3 separate regions of the Homo sapiens genome follow, and all the other regions are linked to region 2. A link is a contact called in ENCODE Hi-C or POLR2A ChIA-PET data. All regions are on one chromosome and are shown on one strand. Each heading gives the region's core, a stretch centred on a gene start or an enhancer-like site at or near the end of the contact. The rest is flanking DNA. Distances are from core to core; before and after follow the strand shown. Region 1 overlaps LOC105372787 (a long non-coding RNA gene). Region 2 holds the start of IFNAR1 (interferon alpha and beta receptor subunit 1). Region 3 holds the start of OLIG1 (oligodendrocyte transcription factor 1).

Region 1 (2,754 bases), core at 84-2,583, 140 kb after region 2:
TTTGATAAGCCAAGCAGAACTTGGACTCTCTTTGGTGCGCCATGCTCTTGGGCATTCATTTATATACTCATATATACATTTATATATATTCACATATATATAAATATATACATTTATATATATTCACATATATATAAATATATACATTTATATATATTCACATATATATAAATATATACATTTATATATATTCACATATATATAATATATATTCACATATATATAATATATATAAATATATATATTTATATAACATGAATATATTCAGTCAATGAATATTTCATTTATGTCCCCATTTTTAGGCAGGAAATAATTAAATATTAGGTTGGTGCAAAACTAATTGCAGTTTTTGTCATTTAAAAAAAATGTAATGGCAAAAACTACAGTTACTTTTGCACCAACATAATACCATCTTAAATTCAATAGCAGTCAGTTCTGTTCACACATTCTTCCCCACCTGTCTCCTGGAGCTCCCTGCAATTGTTTGTCCCAGTGCTAGACGTTGTCAGGGTGGCCTCCTGAAGATGGGGCATCTTCTCTTCTTTAGAATTTAGAATTGAAAGCCCAACCTCTGTGTCTGTGTTCTTACAAAAGGAAAAGGATGAAAATCTCTGGGATCCTTTCAGCCATAAGCCTGGCTGCATGGATCATTCTCAGCTCACCCAGCACGGGAAGAGTCAGGCCCAGGTGGAGCTGAACAGGAGGTGCTTGCACTGAATCCACCTGGGACCTGGAGAATATTTTACCCTTTGGGGGACACACTGGAAGGTTGTGACAATGGTCTTAGCCAGTCTGTGTAACCTCAATTGCTGTAGACCAGCCCAAGGGCACCACTGGCCCTTCCCTAAGCATGTCCTGTCCTTCCCTACTTTGGTCTTGGCTCTTACTAATTCTCTCTCAGTCCCATCTTCTGTTACATCTTCATCTCTTGAAGTCCTGTCTCTCCTTTGAGGCCCAACCCCTGTGGCATCCCTTCTCCAAAGCCTTTTCTAGAATTCCCCATTGGTTTCATTTCTTTCCCTTTCCTTGAAGCCTGTTAGCTTTGTGCACCTCTCTCACAAGCCTTATGGTGTCTATTTTGTATTAGCGTTATTTGAGGTCCTATCTTAGCTCTCTGGTGATATTATCAGCCACTTCATTCATTTGCTCAGCAAACATTCACTGAGCGTGTGATATGTGCTTGACACATCTAGCCTGATATATCAGCGCCTACTCTTCTAGGTGCTGAAGATTCAGTGACAGGAAAACATACTTCCTTCCTGCATCGAGCTTACAACCCAACAGGAAGGAGAGCAGACCAAAAACAAGAGAGCACATCAATACATGCGATAAGGTCATGTAGTGATAACAGCTGCTAGAAGGAAATCACGTACTAGATAGGAAGTGATGGGGGGCCCGAGGTAGAGAATAATGCATACTCATTAGCCCAGCACTGTTCTCATCATCTGTATCTATTAATTTGTCTAATTCTCACAACCACTCCATGCATATGGTACCCCTACTGATCCCACTTCAGAAAGAAGTAGTTGAGTCCCAGAGTGGTTAGGACACTTGCCCAAGCTCACACAGCTGGTCAATAGCAGAGCTGTGCCCTCCTCTGAGCCCCTGCTTGCAGCCAGCACACGCACTCTGAGATTGCCTGGTCACCCTTTGTTCTTCTCATCATGGCCACAACAGTGGCAACACAGCAGAAGTTCTAGCACTGACTGTGGGGTCTGGCAACCATGGGATGAACTGTAAGGGCCTCAGAGCAACCCTGGGTCCCTGGCTGCAGAGCTCCTGTGGCACAATTTAGGTGGTGCTCGTGGCTGCAGAGTTGCTGTTCTGGTTATCTATTACCATGTAAGCAATCACCCCAAAACTTAGGAGCTCAAACCAGGATCAACATTCGTTTTGCTTTTGAAAGTATAATTTGTGCAGGGTTTGGCAGGGACAATCATTTCTGCTCCACTCACCATTGGTTGAGTGGCTTGAAGGCTGGGGGCTAGGATCATCTGAGGCCTGCTTGCTCATGTGGCTGGTGGTTGATGCTGGCTCTTGGCTGTGACCTTAGCTGGGGCCATGGCCAGACACCTCGATGTGGTTTTCCCATGGGGCTGCCTGGCTTCCTCACAACATGGAGGCGAGGTCCCAAGGGAGAACATTGAGAGAGGGAAGGAAGGAAAGAGAGAGAGAGAGACAGAGAGACAGAGAAGAGAGAGACAGAGAGACACATGCAGAGAGAGGGAGACAGAGAGACAGAGAGATATACAGACACAGAGAGAAGGAGAGAGAAAAAGAGAGAAAGAGAGAGTCAGGCAGAAGTTGTATCACCTGGAAATGATAGAGCATCTCTACCGCCATGTGCTATTCATTAAGAGAGAGTCACTAAGGCTAGCCCATATTCAAGGAGGGGTGGCGATTAGACTCCTCCTTCCATGAGGGGACTGTCTAAGAAGTTTTGCTTATGTTTTAGAACCAGTACAGTGGCACACTCAGTTCCTCACCTTTCCCAGAGCTTCTATGAGCTGACTAATACTTAAAAAAAATAAATTCCTCTTAGGTTTCAGATATCTGGAGTCTGAAGTGGTTTCTATTACCTTTTTTTTTTGAGACTAGTCTCACTCTGTCACCCAGGCTGGAGTGCAGTGGCATGATCTTGGCTCACTGCAACCTCCGCCTCTTGGGTTCAAGTGATTCTCATGCCTCAGCCACCCGAATAGCTGAGACTACAAGTGTGCACTACATGCCTGGCTAATTTATTTTTATTTTTAT
Region 2 (2,784 bases), core at 136-2,635:
CGTGCACCTGTAATTCCAGCTACTCAAGAGGCTGAGGCAGGAGAATCGCCTGAACCTGGGAGGCAGAGGTTGCAGTGAGCTGAGATCACGCCTCTGCACACCAGCCTGGGCAACAGGCTGTCTCAAAAAAAAAAAAAAAAAAGTATAAATAAAAATGTCTTCCCATATTTTGGACAGTTTTCTTAGTCTTGGGTCCTAGAATTGCATTTACTAGTTTAAAAAGTATGACTATTTTTATGACTTCTGAAAGACTGAGCAACATTACAATCTCATTGAGATAACATTTCATTGAGTTTTGAACATGATTATTTCTTTGGGAAAAAAGTAGGTAGTTAAGTAAACCAAAAATAAAATTCTAAGCCCCCCAACAATGTGAATGGACCTCTCCTCTCAACAAATGGCATTCCAAAGTTAATCTGAAAAACTAGTTCAGGCCTTCCACACTGACCATGTCAATTACAAGCTTATCTTCTCAGGTGCAAAACAAAGTCAAGACTCCATCTACCCAGAGGCATCTGCATAACTGACTCCCTTTACTCTCTTTTTCTCTTCAAGACACTCATGGTATCTTAAAATACAGATTTCTTGGGCACTAACTAAATTCTCACAGAACTATTTGCCTTACTGCCTTCCTGCCCCACCTCCTGAAAACCTCTGGAAAACCAGTCACAGACGTGTTTGTGGCTCACGTTTTTCCCGGATGCGCCCTGAAGCAGGCTTAGTAAACCTCGAGAACTGACAATTATGCTTCAGTCACTCCGACTGTCATTTTTTATTGGCCTGTATGAATCCTGAGGGCAGAGAAATCCTGGCCACACTTAGCTCACTCCCCCGTGGGACTGGGCGCCTATTCACCAGATTGAGGAAATGCATTTCGGGAAATGTTTTGTTTATTATCAAACAGACCAGCGGAGCCGCGGTACTTTCCCGGAAAGAATCAAACTCGACACAAAGCTCTGGCACCGCCATTTCACGGGGGTGGGACCCGGGCGCTCCCGAGGACCCGTACACGGCCACAGGCAAGCGGCAAGAGAGGACCCAGAACACCACTTTCTCCTGGTTGATTTGCGAGCCCAGGTCGGGTTTAATCTTTGGCGCGGCAAAGTGGACCGAAGGTTTCCCAGACTGGGCGTCTGTCGCCCCCAACAGCATCGCCGCCCCCGTAGCCCAGCTGCGTGCCCTACCTCCCGCCCTGCGCCAAGACTCTCCTCCCCGCCTCTCACCTGCGGCTGCGGACAACACCCATGGCGCCACGGCGACGAGCACTAGGGTCGTCGCGCCCAGGAGGACGACCATCATCTGGGAGCCGCCGCAGATCCCACCAGTTACATGTTCGCGCACGCGCAGCTCCTCTCAGCCGCCATCGCCCCGTCCTAAGTCACACCGCCCCTCTGCACACGCGCTGCCCCTCTTAGCTCTCACCGCCCCTCTACGCACGCGCCGCCTCTTCTGACACACACACCGCCCCTCCGCGCACGCGCCGTTCCTCCACGCACGCGCCTTTCCTCCTAGCTAGCACCCCTTCTCCAAGCTCCCATTGCCCCATCCTAATTGCAGCACCCCTGTGCGCGCGCGCCTTAGAAATCGCAGGCCTCCTGCATTCTCTTCTTCCTCACTCTTTCCGGCCTATGGCCGGTCTGGAGCACTTCACCATCGCATTCCAGGACGACTCCCCCTCACAGGAGGCCTTGACCTTCACAGGATCGCGGCACACACCTGCGCAGACCCAGCGACTTTGGAGTTCCCGCGTCTCTTCCCCATGTCTGCAGTCGGAGGGCGCGGGTGGGCTCCTGGTCGCGGCCCGGCGCTCTTCGTCCTCGCCCTTCTCCGCCCGGGGCGCTTGCTGACCCTAGAGTCTTGGACAGTGGCGTTGGGAGTCCCCAGCGGCCTGGGAACCAGATGAGGCTGGAAGGAGGAAGTGGCTGAGCGACCAGACCGTTGCTGTGTGCAGAGCGAGAGCGGGGCAGAGGCGGTCGAGCGCTCGTTTTCCGGGCGACTTGGCTGAGGGGCGAGATGGTCCCTTGGAGAGAACAGCCACGGGCCCTGGGCCGAGGGGCTCCAAACAGCAGTCGCTAGGCTGTTTTGGTCGTCGGGCTTTATCAGTAAACAATTCGAGCCCATGGTTCGAATGATTATTTAATTAAATTCCTCAGTAATAGATCCAGTGCATTGTGAAAATATGCGAAATAAAATTTAAATGATGAGATAAAATAAGGAATCAAATACTTCGTTGTTATAACAACCAAGCAATTAATTAGCAATTACATAATTAAATGAATGTTTGTAAAGAACAATGCAATGGAATATATATGTATTCCATCTATATATTCCATCTCTATATTCCATCTATATATTCCATCTCTATATCCCATCACTATATTCCATCTCTATATCCCATCTCTATATTCCATCTCTATATCCCATCTCTATATTCCATCTCTATATCCCATCTCTATATCCCATCTCTATATTCCATCTCTATATTCCATATCTATTCCATCTCTATATTCCATATCTATTCCATCTCTATATTCCATATCTATTCCATCTCTATATCCCATCTCTATATTCCATCACTATATCCCATCTCTATATCCCATCTCTATATCCCATCTCTATATCCCATCTCTATATCCCATCTCTATATCCCATCTCTATATTCCATCTCTATATTCCATCTCTATTCCATCTCTATATTCCATATCTATTCCATCTCTATATTCCATATCTATTCCATCTCTATATTCCATCTCTATATTCCATCTCTATATGCCATCTCTATAT
Region 3 (2,700 bases), core at 6-2,505, 250 kb after region 2:
CTAAGTTCTACATCGGCCCCGCGAAGCGCGCAACTCCAGGGACAAGGAGAGAGATGTGCTGGGTGAGAGCGAGCACTTTCTGCCTAAAGCCGCTGGAACCGACCCAGAACCCCAAACTGCCCCGAGGCGCCATCGAACATCCGCTCTGGTCACTTTAACGTCCCAGGGGTGGGGGCGGGGAAGGGGGTGCCCGACAGTCCCTTCCTCTGGACTGGAAGGTTCGAAATGCTTTCCTTGCTCGGCCTCGCTCTCCCAGACGCAGGGAGCAGGGGCGCGGAGAAGCTGAGCGAAGGGAGGCCGGGCCGAGGTCGCGCCCCAGGCCCAGGCCCGCCCTCACTTGGAGAATTGCGCCTGCACGGCGGCCAGGCCCAGGCTGGCCGGGACCAGGTGCGGGAACTTGCACACGGCGCAGGTGCAGAGGCCGGGGCCGCCTGCGCCGCCGCCGGGGAGAGCGAACTGGCCGCACGGCGGCTCGTCCAGCGCCAGCGACAGGTACTTGGCGGGGCGCAGCGCGTCGGGGGGTCCTACGGCGCCGGGCGCCAGCAGCACGGAGCCGGGCGCGGCGGCGAGCAGGGGCAGCCCGGCCAGCAGCAGGCGCGGCGCGGCGGGCCCGGCGCCCTCGCCCAGCGCGCGGCGCAGCTCCTGCAGCGAGCTGCCCAGCAGTAGGATGTAGTTGCGGGCGAGCAGCAGCGTGGCTATCTTGGAGAGCTTGCGGCCGGGCGCGCCCTGGCAGTGCGCCGCTGAGTAGGGCAGGATGACCTCGCGCAGGGCGTCCATGGCCAGGTTCAGGTCCTGCATGCGCTTCCGCTCGCGGCTGTTGATCTTGCGCCGCAGCTGCTGCTGCTGCTCCTCCTTGGCGTCCGGCCGGGCGCTGCCGCCCGGGTGCGCGCCTGACCCGGGCCCGGGGCCTGGAGGCTCGGCCGGCGCCTCCGGCTTCTCGCGCGCAGCCTTGGGGAGGAGGGGGGCCGTCGTGGAGGAGGAGGAAGTGGAGGAGGTGGAGGAGGTGGAGGAGGAGGAGGAGGAGGGCGGCTGCCTGTAGCCCACCAGCTCGTAGAGGGAGGCCCCGAGCTGCAAGTCTCCGGGCCGCTGTGGCCGCAGCATGGTCCCGGGGACCGCGTTCACGCGCGCCTGGGAAACCGCATAGTACATCTGGGAGGCGGTGGGGGCGGCCGAGGACGCCCTTCAGGAACGCCCTGGGGTGGGCCGGTCGGCAGGCCGCCCCTCCCCGCGGACCTGCGCGCGGGGAAACGATGGTGGGGCCCTGGCCCGCGCCCTACCCCTTTAAACCCGGCTTGGGAACCTGCGGGGCAGCGGGTGGCGGGGCGCAGCCAATGGAGGCGCGAGGCCGGGCGCAGCCGCGTGTTCATTGGCTGCTTGTGCCGGGGCCGCGCGGAGGTGCGGCTGGCACCGCTTTAGGAGGTTATTGTGAGCGCCTGTGCCAGCCGCGCGGGACAGGCCCCCTGAGCGGAGTAAGGGCGCCTTTTCAAGGCAAGCGGGGCTGTTGAAGGAGGACTGGTCGCACTGGTCAGGCTGCAACTCACGTGCCTTCCTCCAGCAACTGTCTACTCAAAAACAACCTCCCTCATATTTTTTTTTAACTGTGATCACATATTCATAACATAAAATTTACCGTCTTATGTTTAGAGTACTGTTCAGTAATGTTATATGCATTAGTGTGCACATTAAATTGATTTAAATTAAATTCACATTGTTGTGCAACCCATCTCCAGAACTCTTTTCAACTTGCAACCCTGAAGCTCCACCCATTAAACAACTCCCCACTCCCCCCGACCCAAGTTCCTGGAATTCACTCTTCTGTTCTGTCTCTATGAATTTGTTCTACTCTAGGTCCCTCATATAAGTAGAATCATACAGCACTTGTCTTTTAGTGACTGGCTTCTTTCACTTAGCATATTGTCGTCAAGGTTTATCCATGTTGTAGCATGTATCAAAGTTTCTTCCTTTTCAAGGCTGAATAATATTCCAGTATATGGATATACCACATTTGGTTTATCCATTCATTCGTTGATGGACATTTGGGGTGCTTTTGGTTGTTGCGAATTATGCTGCTATGAACATGAGTGTATCATGTTTTTTTTTTCTTAAAATACATAATTTCCTGCCAGGTTCAGGTCGCTAAATTTCTGGACTAAATGACAAGTAGCATTAGGATATTTCCTCCCTGCTGCTCCCAACCTCCTTCCCCATCCCTCTGATTGAAAGGTCTTTAGGGACAAAGGAGCCTTTGGGTCGGGTTTCTATCCTCCCCGAAAGGGATGGTCTATCAGCAACTTGACATTTGCTTAAGCAAAAGTCACTCAGAAATTGGCCTCTTATTAGAAACAAAACAAAACACCCACATAGTCCTATCGGTTGAGGGTGGGAATGAATCATTTTATTTGCCAAATAGAATAGCATTACTTGGTGTCTATGGACATTTTCTGCCCCCAGCACCAGTGCATGCTACTATAACTTGTCAATGTCCTGGGGAAGAGGGCATCTTGGTGGCTGTGCTTGCTGGTTTCAGGGCTGCTTTGTTCTGGTTTTCTTCCACCAATATTTGCCACATGGGTTCACTCTGATCTTTGCTTCTGACCCCCAGCTCTGCCTGTAGCATCCTGCCTATGCCTCAGGTTCAGCTCCAACCTTGCTTTCTTCTGGAAGCCTTGGTGATTTCTCCTCTTCCTCCTTTCATGACTC

Evidence for each region. Hi-C counts contacts between places; a loop is a spot of excess contacts on that map. ChIA-PET counts read pairs that join two places held with the same protein, here RNA polymerase II (POLR2A). Pooled maps may share reads with other maps.
Region 1: a pooled map shows a loop between it and region 2 (3-fold over the local background). The contact joins the enhancer-like site here to the promoter of IFNAR1 in region 2. A Hi-C loop is called at or near these places in 9 of 168 maps with a recorded cell type or tissue (CD4-positive, alpha-beta memory T cell, CD8-positive, alpha-beta T cell, HepG2 and 6 more), 4 of 37 single-sample maps with no recorded cell type and 18 of 50 pooled maps. POLR2A ChIA-PET finds 5 or more read pairs at or near these places in 13 of 52 experiments (A549, CD4-positive, alpha-beta T cell, CD4-positive, alpha-beta memory T cell and 9 more).
Region 3: a map with no recorded cell type shows a loop between it and region 2 (2.1-fold over the local background). The contact joins the promoter of OLIG1 here to the promoter of IFNAR1 in region 2. A Hi-C loop is called at or near these places in 4 of 37 single-sample maps with no recorded cell type and 5 of 50 pooled maps. POLR2A ChIA-PET finds 5 or more read pairs at or near these places in 1 of 52 experiments (WTC11).

The regions. Positions count from the first base shown.
Region 1 is chr21:33,184,595-33,187,348 of GRCh38, reverse strand. The region is part of intron 1 of LOC105372787 (a long non-coding RNA gene); the gene reads left to right. Among named protein-coding and RNA genes, the nearest start is that of LINC01548, 16 kb to the right of the region's middle. Within about 2 kb of position 1,333, at least 2 of the 41 ENCODE cell types and tissues checked have a DNase peak (open chromatin) inside an H3K27ac peak, as active enhancers do; they include CD4-positive, alpha-beta T cell and CD8-positive, alpha-beta T cell, where a contact is called at or near this core.
Region 2 is chr21:33,323,571-33,326,354 of GRCh38, reverse strand. It overlaps IFNAR1 (interferon alpha and beta receptor subunit 1), which reads right to left and starts at 1,385. Exons shown (of 11, transcript NM_000629.3): 1 at 1,224-1,385. The coding sequence starts at 1,299. RefSeq lists cis regulatory regions at 1,396, 1,453-1,462, 1,953, enhancers at 557-1,458, 1,692-1,741, 1,962-2,171, 1,459-2,361 and promoters at 1,374-2,044, 1,398-2,681.
Region 3 is chr21:33,068,696-33,071,395 of GRCh38, reverse strand. OLIG1 (oligodendrocyte transcription factor 1) reads right to left here and starts at 1,255. Exons shown (of 1, transcript NM_138983.3): 1 at 1-1,255. The coding sequence starts at 1,149. The coding sequence ends at 334.